Regions from separate parts of the Homo sapiens genome. Here region 1 is linked to region 2. Evidence: chromatin contacts called from ENCODE Hi-C or POLR2A ChIA-PET data. All regions are on one chromosome and are shown on one strand. The core of a region is the stretch at or near the end of the contact, and the rest is flanking DNA. Distances in the headings are between cores, read along the strand shown.

Evidence for each region. A loop is a pair of places that touch in the nucleus more often than their neighbours do. ChIA-PET counts read pairs that join two places held with the same protein, here RNA polymerase II (POLR2A). Pooled maps may share reads with other maps.
Region 1: a loop to region 2 is called in a map of aorta, with 2.5 times the contacts of the local background. The contact joins two enhancer-like sites. A Hi-C loop is called at or near these places in 3 of 168 maps with a recorded cell type or tissue (IMR-90, aorta and ascending aorta) and 3 of 50 pooled maps. POLR2A ChIA-PET finds 5 or more read pairs at or near these places in 2 of 52 experiments (BJ and IMR-90).

Annotation. Positions count from the first base shown.
Region 1 is chr15:62,605,064-62,608,049 of GRCh38, reverse strand. The region is part of intron 2 of TLN2 (talin 2); the gene reads right to left. Among named protein-coding and RNA genes, the nearest start is that of MGC15885, 39 kb to the left of the region's middle. Within about 2 kb of position 1,494, at least 3 of the 41 ENCODE cell types and tissues checked have a DNase peak (open chromatin) inside an H3K27ac peak, as active enhancers do.
Region 2 is chr15:62,502,247-62,505,395 of GRCh38, reverse strand. The region is part of intron 1 of TLN2 (talin 2); the gene reads right to left. Among named protein-coding and RNA genes, the nearest start is that of TLN2, 110 kb to the right of the region's middle. Within about 2 kb of position 1,720, at least 2 of the 41 ENCODE cell types and tissues checked have a DNase peak (open chromatin) inside an H3K27ac peak, as active enhancers do.

The sequences.
Region 1 (2,986 bases), core at 245-2,744, 100 kb before region 2:
GATACGCCAAAGTATTAAAGATACAACACATGTCCTTCGCAAAAGCCTAACAAAAATGTCAGAGAGAGTCTGCATAAAATAATTGGCAGCTCAAATTCAAGGTCCTTGAGGTTAGACATTAGCAAAGAAGGGAAACACTTGTTCACAGTCAAGCAGGCAGCAGTTACACCACAGCTGGCTGCTGCATGCCACAGCATGACTCAGTTCCACTAATGTGTGGGTGCACTCCCCATGGCATGTGGATGGTGAACTCAGAAAGAGAGGTGTATGTGCATACATACACATACATGGACTTGTGCACACACACACAAAAAAGAGCGGGGAAGTGGGGAAATCGGGCCTTTTCCACACAGGGGTCAAATAAACCCTAAGGAATGAAGACAAAATCACAGCTAAAAACCAAAAGGGCCCCTTCTACAGAAACTCACTTGGTACATGACAGTTTGAAAGGAGGGATCCTTTTGGACGTTTCGTTTATTATTCCTTATATTTTCTCTAAACTCCATTATGATACACCCATTCTGGAGGCTTTGCTAAAGAATAGCAGCCAATATGCTCCCAACTACTGTCATCCACTTTACTTCAGGTATTGCTGCAAATCAAAGGAGAGATGGAGTCAAGAAAGAACAATCCAAAGGCAACAGAATAAAGCTCTTTTAGCTTAAAACCATCAGGGAAATGGAATCAGTAATCTAATTAAGAAGGGAGGTGGTGCGGGTGGGCTAGCATCATCCTTTCAAGCCTCAGAGAGGCCTTGTTGTCAGGATGACAAATAGAAAGCTACCATGACTTCTGTGACCCAAGGCTGCTCTGATGCCTATTAAGCATGAAGAGAGATCTTTTCCCCAGAGGAAAGAGAAAGTCTAATAGGAAGCCAAGGGTGCTTGAAGGGCAGGAGCAAGCCCCACAAGCTCAAAAAGGAAGTAACATCCAAGGGACCCAGGATCACGGGCGAGAAAATTACTGCTGTGAAGAGGCATGAGTGGCCCAACCATATGGAAAACTCATCCGGAGATGAGGAAGGGGCGGAAGACTACAGGCAGCGGTGGTGGTGATGGTGAGGAGGAGGATGATGATGGTGGCAGCGGCGGAGGTGGTGATAGGGACCACACAACAACAGTGGCCCACCGTGGAGCACTTGCTCTGTGCCAAGCCTGCGCTGAGCATCACCTTACAACAAACACTGCGAGGAGGGTGCTATTCACTTCACTCCACACTACACGGCAGATGACACAGCTATAGAAAGACTGACACTACAATCTACACAGCTATTAAAGTGGTAGGAGTCAGGGCTTCAACCCAAGTCTGCCCAATTTCAAAATCAATGGCCTTCTATTTGAAGTATTGTTCCCAGTTACTTGTGAATGACTGTACTTATCCAGATGAAAAAAGGCAGTGTCTGGTGGTTAGGAAGTCAGCCAGCAATACTGGGGTGAAGGAATGCTGTATCGCTGACCTTATACTTGGGTTAGCACAATAAAAGCTTCAGTAATGGATGACCAGGACCATGTTCTGACTCATCATCCTCCATGGGGGAAATCAAATACTATTAGGCCTAGCTGGATTCTATCATCGCTAAACTTTTTTACTGTTAAACCACAGGCATTCCTTTCCTGGTATTATTTACAATAATTTCAACCTAAAAAAAATATCTTTTGGGGCCAGGCGTGGTGGTTCACGCCTGTAATCCCAGCGCTTTGGGAGGCTGAGGTGGGTGGATCGCCTGAGGTCAGGAATTCGAGACCAGCCTGACCAACAGGGGAAACCCTGTCTCTACTAAAAATACAAAAAAAAAAAAAAATTAGCCAAGCATGGTGGTGGGTGCCTATAGTCCCAGCTGCATGGGAGGCTGAGGCAGGAAAATTGCTTGAACCTGGGAGGCGGAGGTTGCAGTGAGCTGAGATTACACCACTGCACTCCAGCCTGGGCGACAGAGTGAGACTCCGTCTCAAAAAACAAAAAAAAAATCTTTTTGAAATGGTAAACACTGTCTTCTTATTAAGTTCTATCAGTCATCACTAGCACTATCGACTAACACTACTTAACTAGTGACACTGGTGTAACACTACTACCTCTAGACAAGTCTATCAAAATGTATCACATGAAATGTATCTAAAGAAGGGAAATTCTGACAGACTGCCCTTCTGCCCCTGATTGTGGTACCAGGCACATCTGAAGAGACATTTCGTGAAGATGGGAAGGGTAGTTCGCTTGCAGCTTGGGGAGGCTGCAGGTCTAAACATCATATATTGATTGCCCAGATCTCTTTGCTGCTACGGTGTCCAACGTGACTTAGATACACCAATGACATGGGCTTATAGGTGACTCTGGTGTTCAACCGAGTCACAAGGAAGAAAAGCAGAGCACACGGTTATCCACAAGAAGCAAGATCTCCCCATGGAGGAGGCGTGTGTTCTGAGCTGGCAGGTCAAGTACCGGATTCTCAATTCAACAGCCTCTCATAGCAGCAGCCACAGCCTAACTTCCCTGGTTCTGGTAGGAAAAGATGGTGCTGGGGATAGGGAGTAGACTGGAAGCTCAGCCCAGAGCCTGTTCCTCCCAAACTGCCAAGGATTCCTGATTCGCTTGCCCATGGATTAAATCGACTCCAGCTTTAATTCCCTAGAGTAGATTCTGTGTCCAATACAGGAAATGTGAATAACAACAAGAAGCTCATCGCTTTTACTAGTTTATTAAATTTGTAAAATGTTACGTATAAAATACTCAGACACAAAGGATAAGGAAACAAACTCAATTTATTTTAATTATATTTTAGTATAATAGCATTTAGGCTAGGATATTTCATATAAACTATAGTATTGCCCAATTTTATAAACTTAAACCTACACTGTAATTCACCTCATTCATAAACATGAGAAAATTTGACCTACTTTCTAATATATTCAGCTCCTTGTCTGCATTAATCTGCAGTGACATTTTAAAAGTTCCTCTAATAATTTCCATTATATGAAAATGCACTTTTCAT
Region 2 (3,149 bases), core at 471-2,970:
AAGCCAGATTTAAGACAACTCTTCATCAGCACAGTGTGTAAGCTAAAGTAAGATTTGCTTGCAAAATAAGAGGAAGAGGAGGGCAAGGTGGGAGAACCAAAAATTATCCTCTGAAGGTACCAGTAAGAAACATGTTTTTGGCCGAGCACAGTGGCTCACGCCTGTAATCCCAGCACTTTGGGAGGCCGAGGTGGGCGGATCACAAGGTCAGGAGTTCGAGACTGGCCTGGCCAACATGGTGAAACCCCGTCTCTACTAAAAATACAAAAAAATTAGCTGGGCATAGTGGCAGGCGCCTGTAATCCCAGCTACTCGGGAAGCTGAGGCAGGAGAATCGCTTGAACCTGGGAAGCGGAGGTTGCAGTGAGCTGAGATCGCGCCACTACACTCCAGCCTGGGGAACAGAGTGAGACTCCGTCTCAAAACAACAACAACAACAACAAAAACATGTTTCTGTTTTTTAATGTTATTACCCAACAAAAAAGTGAGCAGTGGGGCAGAGTTTAGAATGGCCCAGAGTCTCCCTCTCTCTCTCTCTCTCTCTCTCTCACACACACACACACACACACACACACACCCCACCAACTACTTTCTGTTACCCTTTCTTCCTGTTACCCTCTCAGCACTTAGCACTCTGGCTCCTCCCTTGCACTGACAACAATAAATAAATAGCCTAATGGAACTACTGGAAGTTTTACTTAAAGTCTACGATCCATTTCAAGATAATTTTTGTATGTGGTGTAACCTAAGGATCAAGGTTCACTTTTTTCCATATGGATACCCAACTGTTTCAGCATCACTTGTTGAAAAGCCCATCCATTCTCCATTGAATTACAGTGGCCCCTTTGATGAAAATCCATTGATCATACATGTGTGGGTCTATTTCTGGACTCTATTCTGTTCCATCCATCTAATATGGCTGCTTTTACACGAATACCTCACTGTCTTGCTTTCTATAGCTTTGACGTATACCTTGAAATCAGGTAGTGTAAGCCCTCCAACTATGTTCTTTTCCAAAACTAACTTGGCTACTCTGAGCCCTTTGCATTTCCATGTAAATTTTAGAATCAGCTTGTTGATTTATTAAAACAAACACATACACCCCCTTCTGGGATTCTGAATGAGAATGCAATGGACCTATAGATCAATTTGGTGAGATGACATCTTAACAATGTTGTCTTCTAATCTATAAAAACGGTATCTGTTTCCTTTTATTTGAGAGACCTATCAGAGTTCAACAAGAACAACAACAAAATCTAGAGCTACTACCTGTGTGTCAAGAAGGGAGGAGTTGCTGGAAAACAGCAAATCTCTGCAAAATAATTTACAATTTTACACAGTTCTTTCATGAACCTTACATGCAACTGATGCCACTGATTTTTTTAAAAGGCTCAAAAAAGCACAGATGAAAAAACAGGCAGATGTGGCGCCCAAATCCCGGTACTCTTTTTTCTACGTGAGATTCCAGGGTCTTTGATACTGTACAGTTCACTGAAAACTAAGAATCAAAGGGAGGCTGGCAGGAGAGAGAAAAACAACTGGGGAAGGGGTGTGAGCCCAGCTCCAGGACCTGCTCCCAGAAGCTAAGTGAGGCTTCCAGGTTCTCTGACAAGCTCACAGAACGGAGAGGAATGAGAAGAAACCAATAAAGATGATGAAAATTCACAACAGGACAATATCCTTCTAGAAAGGCCACAAGCTGGCAAAGAGCCAAGAGAGGAAATGGGGCAAGCATACTGCAGGAGGTCCACAGAGCACAGCCAAGGGCAGACACATGGCTTCCAAGATGCCTGGGAATTTCCAAGAAGAGACAGGTTAAAGAGCAAGACAGACATTGTTATTTCCTTTTCACACCACAGAAAGAAAATCACTTCCCTAAGAAGCTTTAATAGACTGTGGCAGTGACTGAACCACTAATCACTTAAGAAGTCTCTCTGTGTATAAAGCACACATGGGTTAAGCGGAGAAATCAGTGCTAAAAGTTGAAGTGGAGGATTCGAGCTCAGGGTAGAATAATTACACAGCACACACAAAGATGTGAAGAAATCCTACTGATCCCAGGTATCTGCACGTGGTTAGTTCAGATCTTAGTGCTGGTGACACAGGACTGATGGCCACTTCCTAGGAGGGTAGGTGCATTGGTTTCACTGAGTAAGTGACTTTTATTATTTTTTTATTTTTCTATATTTACAGATTATCTACCATGAACACATATTACTTTTATAATAAAGAATAATAGATGTACATATATTTTAATGGCTATAAAGGGAACTTGTTGACGCTGTTGTAGCAGAGTCTGCAATCTGGCCACACAAACATAGGCACTATGACTCAGAGTGGCCAGGCCATAAGGCACAAATCACCTGGCCTTGGAAGAGGGGGTGGCTAATAAAGCAGTATTTGAAAACGCAGCAAACGGAACTGTGAAGTCAACTCTTGCAGGCTTCACAAAGCTGTTTTCCTCCAACCCACCTCTGGGCTCTTTAACAGCCAAAAGGAAAGGACTCACCTCAAAGTTGTTACCAAACAGTACAAGAGCAAGGAAGGGAGACACAGGTGATAGGAAAACAGAGAAGCCCAAGACCATCTATCACCGGGCCTTTCTATCTCACACTCACTTGCATTCTTACAAGTGGCAGTTCTCATAACCTGCCTGTGTGTTTTCAAATTCCATCTCCAAATCCAGATGCAGAACCAGATGACGCCCCGTCTCCTCTCCCCTAGCCAGGCCAGAAGCCAAGCACAGATGATACATCATGAGTCTTTATGGATCAATACAGTCATGATTACCAGCTTTGGAATCAAGAGTACAGATGATTTCTGTCTGAAACTCACCACTTAGACCCCTCGTATCACCAGGCCCAGTGCCTCGGCAATAAACCCCCATGCCTGCAGCCTAGAGCAATCTGTCCCAGGTCAGGCACCAGGCAGCTGCACAGGCTTGACACCCTGGCTGACTCCCCTCCCAGTGCTTGTCCTATATGTCACAAAGACATTCTTCCTCCTTAGAAATTTTAAAACTCCAAAACTAAACTAATATTCTCACAAGAAGAAGTCAGCAGTTCAAACCTTTGTTTTCTAGCAACTCCATGTTTTGAAAGCATTTGAGAAAAGCTGTCAAATATAGTAAATTCAAGCTACTGTGCCTT